3 separate regions of the Homo sapiens genome follow, and all the other regions are linked to region 1. A link is a contact called in ENCODE Hi-C or POLR2A ChIA-PET data. All regions are on one chromosome and are shown on one strand. The core of a region is the stretch at or near the end of the contact, and the rest is flanking DNA. Distances in the headings are between cores, read along the strand shown.

The links. Hi-C counts contacts between places; a loop is a spot of excess contacts on that map. ChIA-PET counts read pairs that join two places held with the same protein, here RNA polymerase II (POLR2A). Pooled maps may share reads with other maps.
Region 2: a pooled map shows a loop between it and region 1 (1.9-fold over the local background). The contact joins two enhancer-like sites. A Hi-C loop is called at or near these places in 1 of 168 maps with a recorded cell type or tissue (HepG2) and 2 of 50 pooled maps. POLR2A ChIA-PET finds 5 or more read pairs at or near these places in 5 of 52 experiments (HepG2, activated T-cell, activated naive CD4-positive, alpha-beta T cell and 1 more).
Region 3: a pooled map shows a loop between it and region 1 (6-fold over the local background). The contact joins two enhancer-like sites. A Hi-C loop is called at or near these places in 1 of 168 maps with a recorded cell type or tissue (thyroid gland), 4 of 37 single-sample maps with no recorded cell type and 3 of 50 pooled maps. POLR2A ChIA-PET finds 5 or more read pairs at or near these places in 2 of 52 experiments (IMR-90 and activated B cell).

What each region holds. Positions count from the first base shown.
Region 1 is chr1:234,698,221-234,702,238 of GRCh38, forward strand. No RefSeq gene overlaps it. Among named protein-coding and RNA genes, the nearest start is that of LINC01132, 24 kb to the right of the region's middle. RefSeq lists enhancers at 1,990-2,239, 2,022-2,316. Within about 2 kb of position 1,816, at least 12 of the 41 ENCODE cell types and tissues checked have a DNase peak (open chromatin) inside an H3K27ac peak, as active enhancers do.
Region 2 is chr1:234,864,076-234,868,302 of GRCh38, forward strand. The region is part of intron 2 of LOC107985365 (a long non-coding RNA gene); the gene reads right to left. Among named protein-coding and RNA genes, the nearest start is that of LINC02971, 91 kb to the right of the region's middle. Within about 2 kb of position 2,261, at least 13 of the 41 ENCODE cell types and tissues checked have a DNase peak (open chromatin) inside an H3K27ac peak, as active enhancers do.
Region 3 is chr1:234,924,745-234,928,737 of GRCh38, forward strand. No RefSeq gene overlaps it. Among named protein-coding and RNA genes, the nearest start is that of LINC02971, 30 kb to the right of the region's middle. RefSeq lists enhancers at 1,916-1,995, 2,756-2,845. Within about 2 kb of position 2,252, at least 25 of the 41 ENCODE cell types and tissues checked have a DNase peak (open chromatin) inside an H3K27ac peak, as active enhancers do.

The DNA.
Region 1 (4,018 bases), core at 566-3,065:
GTCTAATTTCAGCCCCATCATTCCCCTTCTCCACCCCCATCCTGCCTTGCCTCCTGACTCTAGTCTCTCAAATGCAAACCCTCAGTGTGATCCCCTATGCTTTCCTTATTTTTTCTCCCTATATCTAGTAGGTCACTAGATTTGGTCAATCCTGTCCCAGAAACATCACCTGGCTTTGCATTTCCACCATCTTAAAGTCAGTTCCCACCTCCCACACCGTCTCGGATCAGGACCATCATGACTTGTCTCCCTGCTCGGTCTTGGCCTCTCAGATCCATCTTCACACCCAACTCTGCTTAAAACTCTCAGGGGTCCTTCATCATCTCCAGGACAATGTCTGAACCCCTAAGCATGGCACATGGGGTCCCGCCTGTGGCCTCACACTTACCCTGCTGGGGTCCATGCACACATGAGTGCAACGCATGACTTCCACACCAGGCCCCGATCCCCTGCCACCCTCCCTCTAGCTAGACCTCCCTTGCCCTTTCACTTTGGATTACACTCCCTGTCCTCCCATAAGACCCAAATCAAGTATCGTTGCCTTGGTAAAGGCTTTCCCAACCGCCTGCTCAGGGGCCCACAGCACTTTGCTGACACTGTAACTTACCTTCGGGAATGTAGCCTCCTCCACTGCAGTAGGCTGCAGATGGTGGGGATCTTAACCAGGGTGACGGCCTCAGCACTTGGCATGGAGTCAGGCTCATAACAGGTGACCAAATACCACATGCTGTGCAATTAATAAAATGAAGGAAGATGCCGGACGCAGTGGCTCAAGCCTGTAATCCTAGCACTTTTGGAGGCTGAGGTGGGTGAATCACTTGAGGCCAGGAGTTCAAGACCAGCCTGTCCAAAATGGTGAAACCCTGTCTTTACTAAAAATATTTAAAAAATTATCCAGGTGTGGTGGTGCATGCTTGTGATCCCAGCTACTCAGGAGGCTGAGACAGAAAAATCGCTTGAACCCAGGAGGCAGAGGTTGCAGTGAGCCGGGATCGCTCCTCTACACTCCAGCCTAAGTGACAGAGTGAGTGAGACTCTGTCTCAAAAAAAAAAAAAAAAAAGAAAGAAAGAAAGAAAGAAAGAAAGAAAGAAATGGGCCAGGCATGGTGGCTCACTCCTGTAATCCTAGCACTTTGGGAGGACAAGGCAGGCAAATTGCCTGGGCTCAGGAGTTTGAGACCAGCCTGGTCAACACAGTGAAACCCCGTCTCTACTAAAATGCAAAAAAAAAAAAAAAAAAGATTAGCCAGGCATGGTGGCATGCACCTGTATTCCCAGCTATTTGGGAGGCTGAGGCAGGAGAACTGCTTGAACCAGAGAAGCGGAGGTTGCAGTGAGCCAAGATTGCGCCAGTGCACTGCACTCCAGCCTGAGTGACAGAGCGAGACTCCATCTCAAAAAAAAAAAGAGGGAAGAAATGCTTTGAGAACCGCTGAACCCAGAGGAGGCCCCATGCCTGTCCCCACAGTGATACTTCACTATAGACATGAGGGCTAGAGAAAGTCCAGAGGCTGCAAAGAAGGTCTAAGTTTGGTTCAGCTAGTGCTTCTCAGCTCACTGAATTGACAGGCTTCATGGAGAGGAAGACTTTGCCCCACATAGAGGTGAGCCACAAGTGTGCACTTATTGCCATGTCTGTTTAGGGCAGGGCCATACGGAGATAAGCATGTCAAAATAAGCCTTGAGAGTCTAGCTAAGCAAGAACTAGGACAGGTTGGAAGAGGGAGGCACAGGACAGAGAAATAGCCCATTCAGCTTTGCAGACACTCCCCTGGTGGGCTGAGCCCTGTGGCCCTAGTGGGTGGAGGTTTCCCAAGACAAATTCCACGAAGGGACTTTGGAAATCCAGAGGCCTGACCTGAAGGCAAACTGGCAAAGCAGTGCATCGCCAAACAGCAGACCTTGTGGTTTACAGCAAAGACCAAAGGGAAGCTTAGGATTTGGAGACCTTCATGGCAAGAGTAATGAAAATAAAATCTGCTCTGCTCAGAGCAGTTCGGAGAGAAACAGGCCCAGCCACATGGAACCAGAACAGATGGGCTGTACAGGAGGGATGTTCATCAGCACTGCTATGGGGGAGGGAACATGCACAGGCTTGCATGTCCCCGTCAGGGATTCTAGGTGACACTATCAACATGTGACAGCTGACACGGAGGTGGCATCAACAGAGGTTAATGGATGACTCAGAGGCATTATTTATTACTGTTATTTTTGCCCTCCCTCACAGTGGTTTATAGAAAGTGCTTTGTCAAGATTTCCAGACCCAGCCATGTACAAATGACATAAGGCAGATTCTCAGGGGAGCCCCTCTCTGACTCAGGGCTGTGAGCTAGCAGGCAGCAGGGAAGCACAAAGCGTTGACTGAGCAGCACCAAATCAAAATGGCAAATGATACTCTGGCCCCTACCACAGCAAGCAGGCAGCCTAAAGCCCAAGGGACTGGAGAGGATGGGTCAGGATGGGTCCTGTACCCATCTGCCGCAAAGGAGCAAGCATTCTTCAAGGTGACCAAACCTGGATTTGTTTAAAAATATCAGCAAGTCAGGTGCCCTAGTAATGGCAGTACATATAAATTACACTTGGAAACATTTGCCAAAGGACTGATCAATCCCATGATTTATTCAGGGTGATCTATATCAGCAAAGATGGTAGAAATTCCAGGCCATTGCACAGAAAGTTTAACATGTGTGGTAGAACTAGGATCTTTCTCTTACTAAAAGGAACGCTCTAACGAGAGTGATACTGCAGCAGTTTTTTCTTTGGATCTATCTATTTACCTACATATCTATTTATTTATCATCTATCTATTGTTGGAGACAGGGTTGGATTGGGCAAGAAGAAAAGGCATTTGCCTGGATGTGCATCAATAGATAATAACAGAAGCTTTCTAGAACCTCAGAATCTTTCCCTTTATTCATGTATTTGCATGTTCTGTTGTTTCTTTCTTTCTGCTGTGTGTGTGTGTGTGTGTGTGTGTGTTTGTGTGTGTGTGTGTGTGACAGAATCTCCCTCTGTCGCCCAGGCTGGAGTGCATTGGTGTGATCTTGGCTGACTGCAACCTCCGCCTTCCAGGTTCAAGCGATTCTCCTGCCTCAGCCTCCTGAATAGCTGAAATTACAGGCGCCTGCCACCATGCCCAGCTAATTTTAATATTTTTTAGTAGAGACGGGGGTTTGCCATGTTGGTCAGGCTGGTCTCGAACTCCTGACCTCAGGTGATCCACCTACCTCGGCCTCCCAACGTGCTGGGGTTATAGGCGTGACCTACCACGTCTGGCCTCTTTCTGCTTACTTTTGAGGCACAGGTCCTTCTTTTGGATTTAGAAACCCAAAGGGGTGAGTGATCACATTATGACTTGGATTTTTAGTTCCCTGAGTCTGAACTTGCCTACTAATATGCTATCATATGCCCAAATTATTTTTGTGCAAAGTTCATCAAGCTTCTCCAGGAACCAAGGGAACCAGAAGATGGGTTTTGTTATCGCTTACAAGCTGACCCTGGAGAAGGTCACTGAGCCACTGGGGTGTTGCTTGAGCTGTAAGTATCTCTGTGGCAAGCTCCAGAAGTCAGTGATATTCTGAGATGGGCATAAGTATCTTGAGAGGAACAAACCCATGCTGAAGTGGGGTGGGGCTCAGGACGTGCTTTCCCTTGGGCACCATGTTGTTAGACCACTTGTAGTGTGGTTGGCCATGTTTCTTTACACCCGCACAGCCTCATGATAAATAGTCACTGCTAGCAGCTACTCTGCACCATCTGGGGCCTGTAGCAGCTGGAAAAGTGATGAGGTAAGGGTGAGTGGCTAGAAGGGAGAAGGGGCCAGAGGGTGTCCAGGCTGCCAAAACCAATCTGAGACGATCATAAGCATGGCCCAGCTTCTTCTTATGAACTGAGTTTTCCTTCATTATGAGCCAAACCCAAATCGTACCCTTTGCAGAACCTACCTATCTATTTGGGGCATGAACTGCATGCACAGCTGTGCTTGTGATAAACAGGTTAGATCTGGAAGATCTCGGAA
Region 2 (4,227 bases), core at 1,011-3,510, 170 kb after region 1:
TCTCTGAGACCTGGGTGTGCCACTGAGATCCATGACATCCTTCTCCAGGCAGAGCTGACGTGTGTCTCTCTGTAAGTCCCTCCCACTCACTTCATACCTTGGACCCCTAGATGGATCCCTGTGGCAAGAAAAGACCCACTGGTGACTTGCAGAAGTGGGATGTGCTGTGAGCCTCCCCTGCCAAATGCTGCACTTGCTTGCATGAGTTGGAAGTCCCCATCAATCTCTTCATCCACGCCCATTCTTCCACTCCAGTGTTCCTATTTCTTTCTGAAAGTGTGAGCTCCAGAAAACAGTGCAGGCTGGGCAAGGGGCTCACACCTGTAATCCCAGCACTTTAGGAGGCCAAAGCAGCAGGATCAGTTGAGGCCAGGAGTTCAAGACCAGCCTGGGCAACACGATGGGACCCCATCTCTAAATAAATGATTAGCTGGGCATAGCGGCACATTCCTGTAATCCAAGCTACTTAGGAGGCTGAGTCAGGAGGATCACCCCCTCAGGAGTTTGGGGCTGTAGTAAACCATGATCATGCCACTGCTCTCCAGCCTGGGCAACAAAGCAAGATCCTATCTCTATAAAAATAAATAAGCCAGGCATGGTGGCTCACGTCTGTAATCCCAGCACTTTGGGAGGCCCAGGAGGGCGGATCACCTGAGGTCAGAAGTTCGAGACCAGCCCGACCAACATGGTGAAACCCCAACTCTACTAAAAATACAAAATTAGCCGGGCGTGGTGGCACATGCCTGTAGTCCCAGCTACTCGGGAGGCTAAGGCAGGAGAATCACTTGAACCCAGGAGGTGGAGGTTGCAGTGAGCCGAGATCGCACCATTGCATTCCACCCTGGGCAACAAGAGTGAAACTCGTTTCAAAAATAAAATAAAATAAAAAGAAAGAAACAAACAAACAAACACACACACACACACACACACACACACACACAGCACAACCTCTGCCCCACGTCTCTCTGAGCAGCGTGATGGAGGATGCAAGACCAAGTCCCCCTCAGTCACCAAACAATTCAGTGCCTGCTCCATGCCAGGCTCACTATACCCTCCTAACAGTCTTTCTAGCATGGTGGGACTCTGCTGTTTCTGATGGACAAAATATATCAGCCCCATCTTCTCTGGTTTGAAACCCTGGAACTCATGGCCCCTCATAAGTGACTGTGAGACCAGGCTCTGTGTGTCAAGCTGAACTCTCATAGCTGATGGAATGAGCACAGGAGTGAAGCCCCAGGAGGAGGAGGAGGTGAGTAGCTGCAGGCCAGGGCTCAGGCAGCCCGTGGGCTAATGTGTGCCCTCCTGCTGATCTGCTGCATGGCTTTACCAGGCTTAGAAAAAAGCATCCAAGGTTCCTTCAGTGATCCAGATAGTAGAAACACCAGGTCTCAAATGCCTCAGTGCAGCTGCATGTCGCCAGAAGCAGTACTGGGAGGCTCGGTGGATAGGACTCAACATTAGCTGGAAACACAGGCAAGTCAGACTGAGAATCCAGACTGAGTCAGAAGTCCCTGTGTCCTTGCCATGGGTGTATCAGTTATCAGTGGCTGTGTAACAAATTAGCCCAAAACTTAGCACTCAAAATGTGAGCATTTCTTATGTCATAGTCTTTGTGGGTCAGGAATCTGGGAGTGACTTCACTGGATGGTTCTGGCACAGGCTATAGTTCGGATGTCAGCCAAGGCTACTGTCACCTGAAGGCATGACTGGGGTTGGAAGATCTGCTTCTGAGATGTCCCCATGGTCACACAGCCTACAAGTCAATGCTGACTGTTGGGGACCATTAGCCCTCGCTGCATGGGCCTGTTTGTATGGTTTCTTCAATGTCCTCATGAGGTGGCGCTAGCATCCCCCAGAGTAAGTGTTCCAAGAGAACAAGGAGGGAAGCACCGTTTCTTCTTCTTATTATTATTTTTTTCTTTTTTTGAGATGGAGTTTCGCTCTTTTGCCCAGGCTGGAGTGAAGTGGCATGATCTTGCCTCACTGCAACCTCTGTCATCCAGGTTCAAGCAATTCTCCTGCCTCACCCTCCCGAGTAGCCGGACTTATAGGCACTCACCACCACGCCTGGCTAATTTTCATAGTTTTAGTAGAGACAGGGTTTCACCATGTTGGCCAGGCTGGTCTCAAACTGCTAACCTCAAGTGTTCCACACGCCTCGGCCTCCCAAAGTGCTGGAATAAGGTGTGAGTCACCTCACCCAGCCAGAAGCACCACTTCTTCTATAACCCAGCCTCAGAGGTCATAGTCGGTCATCTCTAGAATATCCTATTGGTCACACAGTCAGCCCTATTCAGCGTGGGAAGAGACTACACAAGAGCATGGGTGTCAGCAGGCAAGACTATCTGAGTTCATCTCAGAGGTTGCCTGCCACAATGGCGAGTTCTATCAGGAGGACGTCCCTGAGCTACAGCTGACGTTTGTGTCACCAAAAACCATGGGGCGTCTACACATCTGCACTTCCATATCTCTATGGGTTTGTTTTTTTAACTGCACCATTATCACGTGTGTGTCAAGGGACACATCGGCCTGTTCAGCAGAGGGGCGGAGACTTCTGACTCATTCAGGAATAATGGGGCCAATGCTCGATTCTGCAATAGAGCAAGTAACACCACAAAGAGGGGATAAAAGGCACATCCAGCCCGTCCTCACCTGCATCCTCAGCGGAGGGCCTGTTGAGGTGCTTGTGCTTAATACAGAGATGGTGGCCAATTGTCAGAGGGGAAGGACAATTTAGGGTGCAATGCTGGTTACTTTTACACATATTGTCTTCAACACAATCCCTGGATCTCTGTCAAGGCACAGGGAGCATTGAAAGAAATAGCAAGAGGCTGGGCGGGGTGGCTCACGCCTGTAATCCCAACACTTTGGGAGGCCGAGGTGGGTGGATCACCTGAGGTCAGGAGTTCGAGACCAGCCTGGCCAACATGGTGAAACCCTGTCTCTACTAAAAATACAAAAATTAGCAGGGTGTGGTGGCAGACGCCTGTAGTCCCAGCTACTTGGGAGGCTGAGACAGGAGAATTGCTTGAACCCAGTAGGCTGATGTTCTAGTGAGCCAAGATCGCTCCACTGCACTCCAGCCTGGGTGACAGAGTGAGACTCCGTCTTACAAAAAAAAAAAAAAAAAAAATAGCATGAGTGAAATTTGGAATTGTAACCCTGAAGGAAGAATAAGAATTGAGTGGGGAAAGACATTGTATTTGGTAGCGGGTTGTGAGCTATTATACTTGGGGCACAGCTGTCATACTTGCCCCCTTCCTTCATCAGATGGGGTTGGAGGCTGGACGAGATGAGGTCAGCAACACGAAGACAGGAAGAGAGACCTCAGTGTGGCGGTGGCTAATCTCGAGGTCACATCAAAGTCAGCCTACACCAGCAAGACAGGAGCCCAAAGGCAGAGTAGAGAGTCAGGCAGCATGGCAGTGAGTTCCTGAGTCACGGCCACCATGGAAAACCATATGCCACCAGGGAGAATCTCTGCATGTTCCCAGGACCCATTCCTGCCAGGGAGAGAGAGGGCTTGGCTCCCAGAAGTTATGTAGGTAGAACTTCGAGCCAGAGCCTGCTATTTTTGGGATCCACTGCCCTCGGCTGAACATAAACAACTGGAAGAGCCGAGGAAGCACCAGGCATCATGGCCCTGTGTGCAAGTCAGACCTGGAAGCGGCAGCAGAAAGTCAATAGGAGCCACTTCACTTTCCCCATCTGCAATAGCAGAAAAGGTTAAAACCAGCCAGGTTTCCATGCAAGAGATGCCAGTGTCCCCACAACCAGCAAGGTGGGCTATGTAGATTTTGCTAAACAGCTCAAAGAGTTACACAAAATTCTCCACACTAGTCAAGTTAAAATTTTAATTTTAGCCTGTTGTCCCAGCTACTCAGGAGGCTGAGGCAGGAGAATGGCATGAACCTGGGAGGTGGAGCTTGCAGTAAGCCGAGATCGCACCACCGCACTCCAGCCTGGGCGACAGAGCGAGACTCCGTCTAAAAAAAAAAAAAAAAAAATTTAATTTTAATCCACTCGGATTTTAAAATAGCATATCACGATGGAAAAAGCCTTGAACTTGGAGTGTAAGGGGCCTGGGTTGAAGTTCCATTCTAGCTGTGTGAATCGGTCACATTTCTGGACTTCAAATGTCTTGACTGTATAAACAAGATAATAATAACTAGCTTATGTGGGAATATACCTGTCAGTCATCTGCAATCCAAAAAGTTTTTAATAATC
Region 3 (3,993 bases), core at 1,002-3,501, 230 kb after region 1:
AACAAATGCATCCTCAAGGCTCCAGAAACTCTCTGGAGTCGGGCTCACTGGTGGAGAAGAACTCCTCCTCTTTATCTAATATTAAAATAAGTGTGCATTTTCCTCCAAGCAAATGTGTGCCACCAGAAGAGGCAGCACAATATCCGGCAGCTGTTGGTGACCTCTCTACAGACATGACGGACTCATTTCCGGGACCGGCCCCTTATACAGAGACTTCCATCCAGCATCCTCACAGTGTCTGGCCTGGGCTGTACAAATCCAGAGACCTAGAAACAGAAACTGTGATTCCTCTCGAGAAGTGAGGCTGCTATGTGGCTGGCGTGCACACCACACTGCCAGCTTCGGGCTCTATTGCCTTATCTTAAATTACAAACTCTACCAGAAGAAAATGTCACCCTTCTGCTGGGGTCCGGAAGGCTTTGTGTGTGTTAACAATCATCTTGGAACCTGCGCTCAAGACGACCTCAAGCACACTTTGTTCTTCAGCTCTGGACGTGTCGTGGCCGTCAGGGTGAAGAGAGAGATGAGAACAGAGGCTTGGACAGGACAGCCCTGGCTGACCAGTCAAGTGTAGAAGACACATACATACATTTCCTTTTTTCCTTTTCTTTTTCAACTTTTATTTTAGAGTCAGGGAGTACCTGTGCAGGTTTGTTACAAGGTATATAGCATGATTCTGAGCTTTGGGGTACGATTGGCACCCAGGTAATGGGCATAGCACCCAACAGGTAGTTTTTCAGCCCTTGCCCCTCCTCCCCTGTCCCTGGTCTAGTAGTCCCCGGTGACTATTGTTCCCATCTTTATTCATGATAGCAAAAACACAGAATCAACCCAGTTTCCCATCAATGGTGAATTGGATAAAGATGTGGTTCATATACACCGTGGAATACTACACAGCCATAAAAAAGAATGAAATCAGGTCTTTTGCAGCAACATGGATGTGGCTGGAGGCCATTAACCTAAGCGAATTAATGCAGGAACAGAAAACCAAATATATCATGTTCTCACTTATCAGTGGGAGCTAAACACATACCTTTCGGAAGGCACCAGAACACTGGTTTGTTCCTGCTTTGTCTTGGCACCAACCCACTTGGCCCCTGACTCATCTTTCTCTACAACACTCCTGTTTGCTTTTCTCTACCATGGAGAAGGTATGTCTCAGTGGAAGAACTATGGGAGGTATTCAGCCCAAACATCCTCTAAGACAGTAAAGTGTTAACAGCTTAGAAAGAGCTGCAGACTATTAAAATGTGAGCTGCGTTAGTCAGCTGAACCGAGAATTCTCATCCTGGCCCTTGCTCTTGGAGGGAATGCATGCCTTAGTGCTTACTCAGCTCTTAAACAGGGTTTGTTGTTTTGTGTGTTTTTGTTTCCCGTGACTGTGTGTGTTTGACTTTTTTTAAACTGTGGTTTAAGAAAAAAAAAAAAAGTTGATCAGTAAGTCAAAGTGTCAGAACTGTCTGGGTTGAAGCAGGCACTCATAGGGAAGCAGGAAGACCAGTCTGTAGGTTTAGGGGAGGGGAGCAGAGGAAACAGAATTTTCATTCCACACCAAGCCTGCAAAATCATACAGACAGGAGAGCCCAGACAAAGCTAAATGTCATTTTCTTTATCCTAATTTATTGATTTCTGCTGGCTGTCGGGAGCTCTCGGGGAGGAAGCATGCTGAGTCCATAGCTAATGCTTTTCGTTGTTCTCACAGTTAGTGGGCCCTGGAGCTTGGGGAAGGGGGTGGCATAAGTGCAGGGAAATGGTGACGAGATGCAAAAGAATCATGGTGGCCAGAGCAGAAAATGTGTGCTCACATTTCTCTCTCTGCAGTGTTTCTGAAATGGCCTCTTCATTTACTTGAAAGAGACCTCATGCCAAAAAATGCATAGCATCATCCCCCACCTGCTCAGTCATGCCTTGAATCTCAAGCCCAGAAACGCAACTGCTGCCGGTGGGGGGTGCACCCCAAAAGTCCTCATCCTGAGAACACCTGTTAAAAAGTCCACGATGGCAGAAATCCCTGGTGCTGCATGGAGAATCTCCACTCAGGTGCGTCACCCCCTAGACGTTAGGAAGGTCCGGGGCAGGTGTCCGGTGGGGTCAGGGAGACACGCAGGTTCAAGGTTGTTCTACAACCCTGAGAGAAATGTCTGGGCCTCAGAACGTCAAGAGAGCTGGTTCTTCAGAGTTCTATTTTCCATTCCGCTACTTTGAGAGGGATGTGGGCTTTCATTGTGCTCGTTATTTTCATGAAAACTCATTACAAAACTGAAACCAACATCACAGAACAATGAGGAATCACCAGCCCATTGAACAAGTGCAGAGCGGCACATATGACCACTGCAATGCTTCCTTTCCAAAGCTCTTTTGCTCTTGCGTGGAGTGGCCCCCGCCACGGGCTTTCCCAGGTCACACCTGCTCCACACTTCTCTCCAGGTGCCTCTGTCCCCTGAGGCCTCACCTCGGGCCCGGGTCGCCCTGCACAAACAGCCCCTGGGCGGGCACACAGCACTGACTCTGCTGCAGTCTCCAGGTTCCCGAAGCCAGCTGCCTACTGGACACTGCACCCTTAAAGTCCCACCGATGCATCCCCAACAGGGTCTCCTCCACGGCCCCCCTTCCTGGTGAAGTCTGATCAGCTTCCAGCCACACAGATGTGAAGACTCATTGTCTCCAAGGAGCCCCAGAGTCCGGTTGATTCCCCTTCTGAATGTCTCCTCATTCTGACCTCCTCCTTCTCACACCCACTGCCCTCCACCCAGCCTGGCCTCAGCCCAGAAGGGCCTCCTCTCCAGCCTCCGTCCGGGTCTCTGTCACCTCACCTGTACTCTGCCCTCCACCTCACCTCTACTCTGCCCTCCGCCTCCCTCTGGAAGGCTGCTGTCCTCCTCCGGGGTCCTTCACTGCTCACTGAACCACCTCTCAGTCTGACCTTCAAGGACCCAAATCTACCAACTCACTCTTCTCTTATTCTCTAACACCAACCCTCAACACCATCAGGCTGTCCCCTGCCACTCCATGAATGTCCGTCCCTCATACCTGTGTCCCCACCATCACCTTATTTAAAATGCCTCTCCCTCTGATCTGCCCATTCAACGCCTCATCGAAGCCCAATTCCAGTCCCTCCCTCCCTGTGGCAACCTTGCCTGACTCTGCAACAACTGCAACCCCATCCTTCTCCCTGCCTTTGTGTCCCCATGTTGCTTCATTATAGTGGGATGTCAATAGGCATTAAAAGGTTGCTGTCTCCTCTACTTCCTTGTACCCATTGTCAAAGACCCCCACCGGCTTGTTCGCAAATTCAGAAAAACGTTCCCCTTCCTCAGAACACTACTGCTCAGAGATTGTCGCATTTACCAAGTCTGTTCACATTTATGAACACATTTATGAAGCCTGAGATGAATGGTGGCCCTAGGACTGCTGGTGACAAACCCGCCTGAGCCCAGCCCCCAAGGTGGCAGGATCACTTCCTACCCACTGTGCACACCAACTTCAGGTTCTTCATTTCCCAGCTTTCAAGTAGGCTTTGTCTATCTCTAGCGGAAACAATAAATAGTCTGAAAACCAAAGCACTTTTGATTTGCAAAAGGCAGGCTGCACTGAGAAAGAGATTTCTCTTAGAATTCTGAAGGATGCCTTCACACATCAAGAACCAAGTTAGAGCTTGGGAGTGCAGGTTTATGCCATGACTATGAGGAGCAGAAGTGAACAGAAAAATGTGGGTTGATGTCAGAGAATAGCTATTTATCTACCGGAAAGGAAATGATGGATTACCAATAGGCAAGAAGAAGGGAATCCACAGAGAATATAGCTTAGACACTTGGGACGAAACTGGAAATGTTTCCCCCAGCTCTCCCCCTCCAAACCGTGCCCCTCCCCCAGTGAAAACGCCAGCAGGGGAGGCAACCAGAAGTCTCAGAAACCCCAGGTGGGCTTGGAAGGAACTAATTAGCTTGGGAGAGCTAATATCTCAAAACAGTATTTACCATCTGATGGATTTTC